Regions from separate parts of the Homo sapiens genome. Here region 1 is linked to region 2. Evidence: read pairs that join two places in POLR2A ChIA-PET (ENCODE). Cell type or tissue: PC-3. All regions are shown on one strand. Links, peaks and the distances in the headings refer to the core of each region. The heading gives the core; the rest is flanking DNA.

Region 1 (6,243 bases), core at 1-5,000, 81 kb after region 2:
GCTGAGACAGGAGAATTGCTTGAATCCGGGAGGCTGAGACAGGAGAATTGCTTGAATCCGGGAGGCAGAGGTTGCAGCGAGCCGAGATCGCGCCACTGCACTCCAGCCTGAGCGACAGAGCAAGACTCTGTCTCAAAAAAAAAAAAAAAAAAAAAAAAATTTACTTACTATGTCTTCAGAATAAGTGAATGTAAGACATTTATAGAGCTGTCTCAATCTTTTTAATGACTGTAAAATGATCTTATACTACCTTTTTTCACTACATGTTTTATCATTGATCTAGTTTTAAATATACTTGTACCTTTGTAACTTGAATTATCAGCTTTGAATTAATATATTTTGTCTGGGGATATAAAAGATAAGACAATTCATGTGTTAATGACCTTTCATCTTTGGTTCCGTTTCCATCCCAGCTTTTATTTCTACATTTTCAGGATTTATAAAACTTACATTCTATTCTGTAGCCATAAAGCCAATATTTGAATTAGCTGTAGACCTACATTAAAATGGAGTTAATGCTCACCAACAGTCCCTTGGCTATAATTTCTCCATTTCTTGATTGGCTAAGATTTGACTTTTGGAAGTTTCTTCAAGAAGACTTATGGCAACTGTGTTCTCTGAATTCTTGTTTCTTCATAAATTTATTTTTTTTCTACTGCCTTTAAACTTTAATAGTAGTTTGGCTGAGTATAAAATTCTTGATCAATATTTCTTTCTGTGAGAACTAGTATTAAATGCTGGGGACATTAAAAGCTGAAGCTGGCCTCTTTTTTTCCTTTTGTAGGTGATTTTTCTCTTTTCCCAAAGGACTTTCTCTTTAAATTTGAAGTCTCTTAACTTTATTAAGATATATTCCAATATTGATAGTTTCATTAAATTTTTCTGGATACATAATGTGCCCTTTTCATCTATGAAATATGTCTTTTATTTTGGAAAAATTTAGAAAATTGCATCTGAAACTTTTTCATTATGGCTGTCTTCTTCAAATATACCAACTAGACATGTTAGGTTTTTGTTATCTATTTTCCATGTGCATCATTTCCTCTCTACTCCTTTTTATTTAGCCTTGTGTCTGTTCACAGGATAAATGGTATTTATTCTTTGTGTTGCTTCTAATGAAACCTTCACTTCTATTTCTTTTTGTTCTTTCAGCTCATCAAGTATCTCTTCTTATCTTACTCCATATGCCTTGAGATTTTATTTTGTAGTAGGCTGCATTATTAGGGTTTTTTTTTTTTTTTAACTGTGGTCACAGTTTTCATTTATTCTTTGACAAGTTATTTGACCATCATTGTATTCTTCTCTTCTGTCTTTTTCCTTATTTTATTTTTGTTTAGATATCCTGTACTGATATTTATTATTACTATTACTCATCTTTGTAGGAGATGAGAGGGCTGGCTGTGACTGTGTACCAGGGTAGCAGGAATTCTTCATGGTAACTTGTGAAGTTTATTATGGCATGCAGCTGTGTAAAAAAGCTATTTTACTCTTCTTGCCTGATACCAGAAATCAGCAGCTGTAAGACCATTCACAGTGAATTCTCCTCTGTCTCACCCACTTTTCATTTAGTGAAAATAGGGAGTACCTACTTGTGTTTTATTCATCCCTATCTTCCTGCTTCTCTTTGATGCCAAACTGAGTACAAGGAACTCCTTCCTGCGACTGGCCATGTAGCTTTTTGCAGTGTTCCAAACAAAGCACTCTTGCTTTGTTTGGAAACAAACAAGGCACTTGAAGATGTGCCTTCAAGTTTGCAGAAGCTTTATCTGAGATGCATGGCCTCAGATGAATTCTTGGCATTTTTCCATACCCTTATTTGGTTTTCACCTTATTTAGGTGACTTTTTAAATTATATTGTTGTGGGACTATGTCTCCTAGTTTTTAATGACTAAATTTGTATTTCTGTATTTCTTGTTCTCCTTGTTTGGAGGTAAGTTTTATGAGGAAGAGACAGTGACATATTCATCTACCATTTTAAGAAAGCTACCTTATTCTTTTAAATGGCTGCACAGTATCCCTTTGTATGGATATATCATAATCAATTTAACTGGCATCTTTTTGGTGGACTATTGGATTCTTTATCGTCGTTTACGATAGGCAGCACTAAAACATCCTTAAACATATATTTTTACACTATTCTTTGTATGTTTTGCATGCATGTTTCTTTGCATGTTTTTTTTTTCCTTAGAGACAGGGTCTTGCTCTATCACCCAGGCTGAAGTGCAGTGGCATGTTCATGGCTCACTGCAGCTTTGACCTCCTGGTCTCAAGGGATCCTCTCATCTCAGCCTCCCAAGTAGCTGAGGCTACAGACATGAGCCACCATGCCTGGCTAATTTTTTTATTTTCTGTAGAGATGGGGGTCTCACTATGTTGCCCAGGATGGGCAACTTCTAGCCTCAAGAGATCCTCCTGCCTTGGCCTCCCAAAGTCCTGGGATTATAGGCATGAACCACCATGCTTGGCCTCTTTGTACATTTCTTAGGGTAATTTCTTAGAAGCAAAATTCCTGCCAATACAGCTGCTAATTATTATTTTACATTCTGATAGCCCTTCAAAAGGGCTAACTGTGGACAAGAGTTTCTGCTTCTCAACATCTTCACCAATGCTAGTTTTTTCAACACGTTCTTATGATAATTATCAAAGATACGGAAAAGTTGAAAGAATGTTACAGTGAATACCATGTACCCAGCACTTAGATTTGACAATTGAAATTTTAACTATTCTTGCTTTATTAGATACCTGTTCAATCTGTATTTAACAATGAACTAGCATCTTTCTTGTGTGTATGAACCATTTAAAAACTGCCTTGTGTTCATTTTCCTTTTGGATGATAGTTGTTTTTCATACTGATTTCTAGAAACTCTTTTTGGTTTTTTGTTGTTTTTTTTTGTTTGTTTGTTGGTTTTGAGACAAAGTCTCACTCAGTCACCCAGGCTGGAATGCAGTGGTGCGATCTTGGCTCACTGCAGCCTCTGCCTCCTGGATTCAAGCAGTTCTACAACCTCAGCCTCCCGAGTAGCTGGGATTACAGGCATGCACCACCACCACACCTGGCTAATTTTTGTATTTTTAGTAGAGATGGGGTTTCACCATGTTGGCCAGGCTGGTCTCGAACTCCTGACCTCGGGGGATCTGCCCACCTTGGCCTCCCAAAGTGCTGGGATTACAGGCTTGAGCCACCGCGCCTGGCCAGAAACTCTTTGATTAATGAATAAATTCGTCCTTTATCTGTCATGAGTTGCAAATATGTCCCAGCTTGTTTATCTCTTGATTTTGTCTGAGGCATATTTTTCTTGTAGGCACTGATACCTGTAGGTCTGTCAGAGAATTCTCACTTACTCATATGTATCTGTCTTTTCTGCCATTTCTTTCTAATATCACAAGTATCTGTGACATTTCATCACAGATTTAAAACACAGCATGCTTGTATAAGAAAGAATCTGTTCTTATTAGATTGGAATATGTGGTAATTATTGTGTTGTTGAAGCCTTAATATTGATAAGTAATGTTTCCTAAAGACTTTCTTCATGAGACCATTTTATGGATGCCTGAACAGTCAGTATTTTTTATTCTGAAAGATGCAATATGATAAATAGGAAAGTACTGAATTTTCCACTAATTATGTTAATTTTACTTATATAAACCTCTGTTTCTTTACCAGTAAAATAAAAAAACCAAGGCATTATAAAAGTTCCAAAATCTTTTGGAACTTTTATAATATAACTATATATTTTTCCTAATATCTTAGTGTTTCATAGCGCTTTGTACTTTTTAGATGACATTTATTTAATTCACTTCATCTGCCATATATACAAGTATATAGGGCAGGCGTTATTCCATTTTTAATAGGTTAGGAAGCCACACTGGGAAATCAAGTTATTTTGCTAAGGTTAATGACAGAATAGGAACTAGAACCCAACACTCGTTTCTGTATATTAGCTGCTTATAAGTGGTTTACTGTCTAAATTTACAGGATAGGACCTGATCTGCATAGCAGAATAATCTGGACAATTAAGATATTACTCATTTTAATAACATTTGCTACTTTTGAAAAGTAACCACCCAAGCTGATTGGTTAAGGGTTACTTTTGCATGCATACATGTTTGTGTGTGTGTATGTGATATATAGAGAGAAGCTACATTTGAAAATTAATTTCAGACTTAATTATTTCAACAAAGAATAGAGAAAGTCATTTCCTGCTTTCTAAAATGTGCATTATATTAGGGCCAGCTAGGCTATGGCATCAAATAATTCCAAATATATATTTGCTCAATATAATAGATGTTTATTTCAAGTGTTCAGGGCACTCTTTACTCTGTCATTCTGAGCCATGATCCAGCCTGAAATGAGCTCTACCATTTTCAACACATGGCTTCCAAGACTACTGGGAGTTCTTTCCATTTCAGTAGGCCAGAAGGAAGAAAGAGTATGGAAGAGCGTGTGACTTGCCTGACCGTAGAACACATTATTTTGACTTGAGTTTTGTTAGCCAGAGATCAGTTACATGGCCATATCTAAGTGCACAGGATGCTAGGAAACAATTCAGTGTGTGCCCAGAAAAAGAGGAAGAGCAGCTTTGAGGGAGCCACTAGCAGTCTACGTTGTGTACTTATTGCTTTAAGGTTTTCTTAAGGGTGGAAAAAAACAGGATTTTTATATGCTAGCATTGTAACTTATAATAATATTCTTCCCAATTTAGGAATCACACTGTCAGAGTACTTCCGTGACATGGGCTATCATGTCAGTATGATGGCTGACTCTACCTCTAGATGGGCTGAGGCCCTTAGAGAAATCTCTGGTCGTTTAGCTGAAATGCCTGCAGGTAAGTCTGTGTATTGCTTATCATGTAAACAAGACTGATGGGATTTTCGGGGCTGGCTTAGAAACTCTGTTTTAAAATTTCTTTTCATTTTTCAGATAGTGGATATCCAGCCTATCTTGGTGCCCGTCTGGCCTCGTTTTATGAACGAGCAGGCAGGGTGAAATGTCTTGGAAATCCTGAAAGAGAAGGGAGTGTCAGCATTGTAGGAGCGTAAGCACCCACACTATTTACTTTGCAAAAGGAAAAAAGTCACAGATGTATTAAAGAGAGAAAAAAAGTCACTTATTTTAAAGAGAGAATATTTAGCTCCCGCTGGGAGCAGCGGTTCTTAAGGAGGGTTGCACTCCAGAGTCACCTAAGGAGCTCTTTGAAGATGCACATGTTTAGGCAATTTCTACATGTCCTGGTTCCATAGGTTTGACTTTAATTTATATATTTATATGTTTAATTTAGATATTTATTTAATTTTTATAATTTAGAAAATTATAGACATAATAAGGTGAGATTGCATCACGGTAAAAAGAAAGTGAAGATTCGTGATCACTACATAAAGCCATACTTTTTTCTTAGAGCGTTTCCTCCTTGCTTCATCTATTTGATTAGAATAATAAAATTGATTATAATAAAATATCTATCTCATGTCTCATAATAGAAGGTGTTCTGTAGTTTCTATTGTTGTTTACAACTTAAATACTGGCTTTTGTTTAAGATTTTTAGGTAAGATTTTCTTTCCAAAGGTCATTTCTAAAGTTATTTACATTAAAAAGTTATTTACATTAAAATCGACTTTAAAAAAAGTTAACATTTATATATATGTTATTTTTCATAAGCATTTCTAATGACCATTTTTTTTGTAATGACCATATTTTTTTTAAATTTAGAGTTTCTCCACCTGGTGGTGATTTTTCTGATCCAGTTACATCTGCCACTCTTGGTATCGTTCAGGTATGTCTTTCCCTAGTATAGTCAACTTCTGAGCCTTTCCTCCTCTCTGCAGCCCCTGCTGTTCTAATGCGATCTAATGTAATCGTTGTGAAGTATTTAATTTAGTCTCTAAAGGATAGGCAATGGTAAAGTCTGGTTTAGAAACACTCTTAACACAGAGCCTTTAATACTGTCTGTTTTTTTCTTAGCTGTTTACATAGGATTTATAATAAACTTAATAATATATAAGTGGAAAATATAGGTAGCAAAAATTTTATTAGTATTAGAGTAGTATTATCCTTTAAGTCATAGTAACCCTAGTTATAGAAACAAAGAGGCCCAAAAATGTGTAATACCCAGAAGTTATTTCACTTCACAGTATGATCCAAGGCTCTCTTCTGTTTAGTGATAATTCTGAGTCCAGGATTCTTTCCATCTTGTGACTCCACTGTCACCTAGCCTGGTGATCATCTGCATCTAGCTGACACAAGGG
Region 2 (8,076 bases), core at 1,650-6,649:
TAAACAGAACTACCATTTGACCCAGCATCCCATTGTTTGGTATATACCCAAAGGAATGTGAATTGTTCTACCATAAAGACACATGCACACCTTTGTTCGCCACAGCACTATTTACAATAGCAAACAGATGGACTCAACCTAAATGCCCATCAGTGATAGACTGGATAAAGAAAATATGACACATACACACCATGGCATACTATGCAGCCATAAAAAAGAAAAAGATCATGTCCTTTGCAGCAATATGAATGGAGCTAGAGGCCACTATCCTAAGTGAATAAATACAACAGAACAGAAAAGCAAATACCGAATGTTCTCACTTATAAGTGGGAGCTAAACGTTGATTACACACGAACCTAAAGAAGGGAACAGACACCAGAGCCTACTTGAGGGTAGAGGGTGGGAGGAGGGTGAGGATCCAAAAACTACCTATGGGGTACTATGCTTATTATCTGGGTAATAAAACAATATGTACACCAACCCTCATGACACGCAATTTACCAATATAAGAAACTTGCATATGTACCCTTGAACCTAAAATAACAGTTTAAATAAATAATAAAATAAAGCACTCAAATTACTATGACATTTGGATAACCAGCAATGAGAACGGTTCAGCAATAACGGTTCATCCTTGTCAGCTTTCCTGCTAGAAACTAAATATGTATTCCTTGTCTTTGAAAAGAGCAATATGACACCAATATAGATACATTATCCTTTTCTGTGAAATCCATTATTTTCTTCTTATGCTACGTTATCTATCACAATTTATTATATTCCATGGGACATATATCATGCTTTGAAATATCCTCCAATGGGTTTACACCTTCAACTTCAAACACTGGAAAGACTTTTTTTTTTTTAAAAACAAGGTCTCACTCTGTTGCCAGGCTGGAGTGTGGTGGCGCAATCTCGGCTCACTGCAACCTCTGCCTGCCAGGCTCGAAGCATCCTGCCACCTTTCAGCCTCCCAAGTAGCTGGGACTACAGGCATGTGCCACCACACCCAGCTAATTTTTGTATTTTTAGTAGAGACAGGGTTTCACCCTGTTGCCCAGCCTGGTCTCAAACTCCCGAGCTCAAGTGATCTGCCCACCTCCGCCTCCCAAAGTGCCGTGACTATAGGTGTAAGCCACCATGCCTGGCCTGGAAAGACTATTCTTTGTGGTTAATAGTTCCAAACTCCCTCCAAAAATATTAGTAAAAGTTTAAAATATTGCAAGAGTTACCAAAATATGATACAGAGACATGAAGTGAGCACATGCCGTTGGAAGAATGGCACTGACAGACTTGCTCCATGCAGGGTTGACACAAACCTTCAATTTGAAAAAAGTGCAATATCTGTGAAGCTCAATAAAGGAAACTGCAATACAACATGATATTCCTATAGCTGTACTGAGATATAATTGACCTACAGCAAACTGAACATATATAAAATGTGCAATGTGATAAAGCTTTGACATATGTATACACCTGTGAAACTGCTTCCACAGTAAAAAATGAGCATATTTTTCTTGCTCCTCAAATTACCTCATGCTAATTAATTCCCTCCTCTGGCCTTATCCTATTCTCCAGGCAACCACTAATGTACTTTCAGTCACTATACATTAGTTTCCATTTTCTAGAATTTTATATACATGAAACTATTCAATATGTACCCTTTTTGTCTCTTCTTGTCTATCTTCTTTCATTCAGTGTATTTACTGTTTTTTCCCCCCTCTTAAAGACAGAGTCTTGTTCTGTTGCCCAGACTGGAGGGCAGTGGCACAATCATAGCTCATTGCAGCCTTGAACTCCTGTGCTCAAGAGATCCTCCTACCTCAGCCTCCCAAGTAACTAGGACTACAGTTGCATGTCACCATGCCTGGATTTTTTTTTTTTTTTTTTTTTTTTGTAGAGACAGACTTGCTATGTTGCCCAGGCTGTTCTCCAACTCCTGGACCCAAGTAATTCTCCTCCTTCAGTCTCCCAGTGTTAAGATTACAGGTAGGAGCCAACATGCCCAGCCTGTATTTACTGTTTTTAAAAAAACTGCCAAACTGCTTTGCAAAGTTTGGGTACTATTTTATATTCCCACTAGTAGTATATAAGAGTTTGAATTTTTCCACATTCTTGGCGACACTTTATATGGTCAGTCTAATAATTTTCATCTTATTATTATTTTTTTTGAGACTGGGTCTTGCTCTCTTGCTCAGGCTTTATTGCAGTGGTGTGATCACGGCTCACTGCAAACTCCTGGGCTCAGGTGATCCACCCACCTCAGCCTCCTGAGTAGCTGGGACTACAGGTGTACACCACTATGCCTGGCTAGTTCTTGTATTTTTAGTAGAGATGGGGTTTCACCACGTCCCAGGCTAGTCTTGAACTCCTGGGCTCAAGAGATCTGCCTGTCTTGGCCTCCCAAAGTGCTGGTATTACAAGTATGAGCCACCGCGCTCGGCCATGATCAGTCTATTTAAATTCTCATCATTCTAATAGGCACATAATGATATTTCATTATGACCTTAATTTGCATTTCCCTATTTACTAATGATGCTGCACATCTTTACATGTGCTTATTAGCCATTTATATGAATTGATGAAGTGTTGTTCAAATGTCTTGCCCATTTTTACTGGGCTGTTTTTTGTTTACTGAGTTTCCAGGGTTCTTTATATATTCTGATTACAAAACCTTTTTCAGATATATGCTATGCAAATGGTTTTTCCCAGTTCCCAGTTTGTATTTTCATTTTCTTATCTTTCACGTAGTAATTTTAAATCCAACTTATCAATTATTCCTTTTATGGATTATGCTTATGATGTCATAACTAAGACATCTTTGACTAACACAAGGTCACACAGATTTTCTCATGTTTTTTCTTCTAGATGCTTTTCAGTTTTATATTTAGATTCATTCTGTATTTTAAATTAATTTTTGCATATCGTGGAGGTGTGGATCAAAGTTTATACATTTTATTGGAAAATCCATTTCTTCCAACATTGGTTGTTGAAAAGACTATCTTTCCTCCACTGAATTGTTTGTATCTGGGACAAAAATCAAGTGACCATATATTCACTGATGCATTTTCGGACTCTTATTCCATTCCATTGATATATTTGTGGGCATTGACACCAACACCACACTGTCTTTATGCAGCTTTATGTGTCTTAAAGTCAAGTAGTGTTAAGTCCTCCAGTTGTGTTTTCCTTTTATAAATCGTATTAACTCTTTTCTTCACGTTTCCATGTAGACCTAAGCTCATCAATTTAAACAGGAAAACACAAGCCTTCAGTGTTTTTGACTGAGATATATATAATTTGATATGAGGACAAGTGACAACAATATTGAGTTTTGAGATTTATGAACATGTTATATTTCTGCATTTATTTGGATCTTTAAAAATGTTTCCCAGCAGTGTTTTATAACTTTTCGTATACATGTCTTACATATATTTTGTTAAATGTATCTCTAAATCTTTTTACATTGTTATATTATTAATTTTCCATTTCAAATTTTTTAATTGCTGGAAATACAACTGATGTTTGTATTTTGTGACCTTACTACACTCCTTTATTAATTCTAGTAGCTTTTTTTTAAAAAAGATAATCTTAATGTTTTCTACTTAATCATCTGTAAATAAAACCATTTTACTTCGTTACAATCTGCATACTTTTCTTGTTTTATTGGACTGGCTAGTCTAATATACAATTTTGCACTTACTGAAATCCACTGCAATATTGTATGGCAATGGTGAGAGCAGCCATCCTTGCCTTCGTCCCAAACTTAGTGGTAAGGCATTCAGTCTTTCACCATCAAGTATGGTGAAAGCTCTTATAGATAACTTTTTCAGATTAAATAAATTCCTTTTTATTCCTATATTGTTCTAACTCTTAAAAAATCATGAATGGGTGTTGAATTTTGTTGAATACCTTTTTCCTGCATCTATTGAGATAATAATTTAAAGATCGTTAATATGATAAATTACACAAATTAGTTTTCAATTGTTAAATCAACCTCTCATTCTTGAGACTAATCCTATTTGATCATAATATATCCTTTTAATATATTGCTGGATTTGATCTGCTAATACTTTCTTAAGGATTTTCCAGTCATAATTCATGAGAGATATCGGTCTATAGTTTTCTTATAATGTCTTTGTCTGGTTTTAGTGTTGGTATAATGCTGTCCTCATAAAATGAGTTATGCAGTATTCTTTTCTATTTTCTTGGAGTAGGTAGGATTGGTATCACATCTTCCTTAAATATTTGATAGAATTCACAAAAGAGGCCATCGGGCCTGGGATTTCTTTGTAGGGAGGATTTTAACTACAAATTCAATTTCCTTTATATATACGAGACTATTCAGGTTTCCTATTTCTTTTTCTTATGAAAACAGCTTTACTGATATTGTTGCACACCATACAATTCACCTATTATGACCGAACAATAGCTCTTTCTGTGGATATAGTTGATGGACACTTGGGTTGTTCTCACCCTTTGGCTATTATGAATGCTATGAATACTCATGTACAAGTTATCATGTGGACATTTCTGATGTATATGTTGCTGAGTCATATGGTGACTGTCTAACTTTTACAAACCTCAGACTTTCCTCTTAAATAACGTTAGTAATTTGTCTTTCAAAAAATATGTCCATTTCATCTAAGTTGTTGTATTGGATGAATTGATTATCCTTTTATTCTAGGTTCTGTAGTGTTGTCCCCTGCCATTACTGATATCAGTAATTTGTGTCTTCTCTGTTCTTTGGTCAGTCTAGATAGAAGTTTATCAATCTTATTTTTTCAAAGTGGCAGTTGCTTTGTTTGTTGTTTTGTCTTCAATCTCATTGGTTTCTGCTCTTTATTTTTTCCTTTTCAGCTTACTTTAGGTTTAACTAGTTCTTGTTTTTCTAGTTTCTTAAGATGGAAACTTAAGATCTTTTATTTAAGATATTTTTCCTCCCATACACATTTAATGCTGTAAATTACCCTTTAAGCATGTTTAGCTGCTTGCTGCAGCTTTTGATATATTTTCATTTTCCTTCTGTTCAAAATATTCTCATTTCTCTTGCAACAGCTTCTTAGACATGATTTAGAAATGTTTAATTTTCAGATTATTTATTTTCTAGATATTAAGCTTCTTAAATATATTTTGACCTTTTTTTTTTTTTTTTTTTTGAGACTGAGTTTTGCTCTTGTCCAGGTTGGAGTGCAATGGCACGATCTCAGCTCACTGCAACCTCCCCCTCCCGGGTTCAAGCGATTCTTCTACCTCAGCATCCCAAGTAGCCATGCTCAGCTAATTTTTTGATCTTGGCTCACTGCAACCTCTGCCTCCCGGGTTCAAGTGATTCTCCTACCTCAGCTTCCCAAGCTGCCACGCCCAGCTAATTTTTTTTATTTTTAGTAGAGATAGGGTTTCACCATGTTGGTCAGCTGGTCTCAAACTCCAGACCTCAGGTGATCCACCCACCTTGGCTTCTCAAAGTGCTAGTATTTTGACTTATAACCCAAGATATGGTCTATTTTGGTTAATTTTTTTAAAAAAGCACTTTATTGAGGTATGATTGACATACAAAAAAGCTGTACATATCTAAAGTATACAACTTGAGGAGTTTGGAGATAAGTATCCACCCATGAACCCATCACAATGCCATAAACATATCATGCCCAAAATTTCCTCTCAGCCTCTATTGTTTTGTGATTTAAAAACTTACATGTAAGATTTATCTGTAACATATACTTAAAAAATATTTTTATTAAGTATTAATAAAAATATATTTTAAGTATATATTACAGTATTGTTAATTAAAAGCACTGTTGTATTTATTATTAATAAAAATATATTTTAAGTATATATTACAGTATTGTTAATTATAAGCACTATGTTGTATGGTAGCATCAATCACAGTGCCTGATACATGGTAAGCTCTCAGTAAGTTTTGTATTTTTTTGAGACGGAGTTTCGCTCTTGTTGCCCAGGCTGGAGTGCAACCTCTGCTTCCTGGGTTCAAGCAGTTCTCCTGCCTTAGCCTCCCAAGTAGCTGGGATTACAGGCATGTGCCACCATGCCCGTCTAATTTTGTATTTCTAGTAGAGGCGGGGCTTCTCCACGTTGGTTAGGCTGGTCTCGAACCCACGACCTCAGGTGATCCACCTGCCTCAGACTCCCAAAGTGCTGGGATTACAGGCGTGAACCACCGTGTCCGGCCAATAAGTTTTATTGTAATGAATGAACCCAATGCAACATTAGGCAAAAGTAAAGCCATATTTTAAAAAATTGTCTATTAGAATGTTTTTGATCTTTTATCAAAATATCGCAATGCTTTTCTTAGGAGCTCTTTAAACAGTTAAATTTGAGTTTTTTTAACCCCTCTCCCAAGTTCTTAATGCAGAATTTTTGTCCTTTTAAATGCATACGTTAAATCTGACCATATATTTTTTTTTCCTTTTGAGACGGAGTCTTGCTTTGTTCCCCAGGCTGGAGTGCAGTGGTGCAATTTCTGCTCACTGCAAACACCGCTTCCAGGGTTCACGCCATTCTCCTGCCTCAGCCTCCCGAGTAGCTGGGACTACAGGTGCCTGCCACTGCGCCCGGCCAATTTTTTGTATTTTTAGTAGAGACGGGGTTTCACCGTGTTAGCCAGGATGGTCTCGATCTCCTGACCTCATGATCCACCCGCCTCAGCCTCCCAAAGTGCTGGGACTACAGGCGTGAGCCACCACTTAAGCTTATAAATTTGCAAAGCTCTGGAGTTGGGCTACATGTTCAGTTATTTCCCCCCAGTTTTTGTTTTGATCAATTACTTTAGTCCTAGATTATTTCCAATAGCTAAGTTATCTCATATCTGCTACGGGACACATCTTTCCTGTGGTGCTACCATGCCTCAGTGGAGATATTTAATTCTCTAAGCACACTTATCATTTTTGTTCACTCTTAGATGTCTAAATAACCATATGACACAATAATTACTCATTTTGTTTGTAGTAATAGAACCAAAACTCAAAACTAATTTAAATAAGTCGTCTTCAAAATTCTGTAAAAATATGCCTCTCATGCCAACATAGTATCTCATGGGAATTGAAAAAAATGTTATGTTTATTTTCTACTAGACTGTTAAGCATCTCCAGGGAAGGGCCATACTCATCTTTTTAACTGTCAGCACTTATCTCTTATGAGTACATTCCATGACCAAATTTCACATAAGGCAGTGTACTATGCCCTGCAAGTTACAAGGAGCACCTTTTGTTGTTGTTGTTTTTTTTTTAAATGTCAATGATTGGTGATAATCCACATTCTAAACTTGTCCCAGGGTACATTATATAGGCTAAACTTCCATTTGCTGTGAAGGGACTCTAGACAATTCTATGTAGGGAAGAAAGGTTTGGCAAGAAAAGACCAAGCTAGTAGGTACTGAGCAGTTGTGGAAGTTACACTTGAAGGAGTTAGCACTGTTGTAACTATAACAAAGCAAGTAAGACAATCAGGAAACTTGCAGATAATTGTAACCAAGGTCATACAGATTTGCTTATATGTAAAACAAACTGAATCAAGTCCCCCTAGTACATCATCTGGGGAAGAACTGTTAATCAGAAACTAAAATGATGAAGGAAAGAATTTACTCTTTGGATCCTGATGCAAAAGGTCAAGTTGTGAAGTAGGTCACTCATTTGTCTGATGATATGATCTCTAGCTGTCACCAGAGCGGAGCTAGTCTGTTTTTAAACTGTAGCATGAAAAAGGCCATTTAGAATGAGATAAGCTACATTGAGTCCAGGGACACAAGCTACGTATGATGGAATCAGAACCTCTACAATGTTAGGTTGGGCACAGTGGCTCACGCCTGTAATCCCAGCACTTTGGGAGGCCGAGGTGGGAGGATCACCTGAGGCCAGAAGTTCGAGAAGAGGCCGGTCAACATGGTGAAACCCCGTCTCCACTAAAAGTACAAAAAATAGCTGGGCATGGTGGTGCCTGTCTGTAATCCCAGCTACTCAGGAGGCCGAGACAGAATTGCTTGAATCTAGGTGGCGGAGATTGCAGTGAGCCGAGATTGCGCCACTGTGCTCCATCCTGGGTGATAGAATGAAAGACTCC

Evidence for each region. ChIA-PET counts read pairs that join two places held together with the same protein. Peaks named below come from ENCODE experiments on the same cell type or tissue, not always from the same donor. Only the 100,000 strongest peaks of a DNase experiment are listed, where the experiment ranks them.
Region 1: POLR2A ChIA-PET joins it to region 2 with 5 read pairs; 4 of 35 experiments call an interaction of 5 or more read pairs at or near these places.

The regions. Positions count from the first base shown.
Region 1 is chr3:113,790,169-113,796,411 of GRCh38, forward strand. ATP6V1A (ATPase H+ transporting V1 subunit A) reads left to right here. Exons shown (of 15, transcript NM_001690.4): 9 at 4,704-4,826; 10 at 4,922-5,036; 11 at 5,708-5,771. Among named protein-coding and RNA genes, the nearest start is that of GRAMD1C, 45 kb to the right of the region's middle. In PC-3, for the core only: no CTCF peak of the experiment used is centred there; no DNase peak of the experiment used is centred there.
Region 2 is chr3:113,707,818-113,715,893 of GRCh38, forward strand. No RefSeq gene overlaps it. Among named protein-coding and RNA genes, the nearest start is that of USF3, 15 kb to the left of the region's middle. In PC-3, for the core only: no CTCF peak of the experiment used is centred there; a DNase peak (open chromatin) is centred at 4,534; H3K27ac peaks cover 583 bases.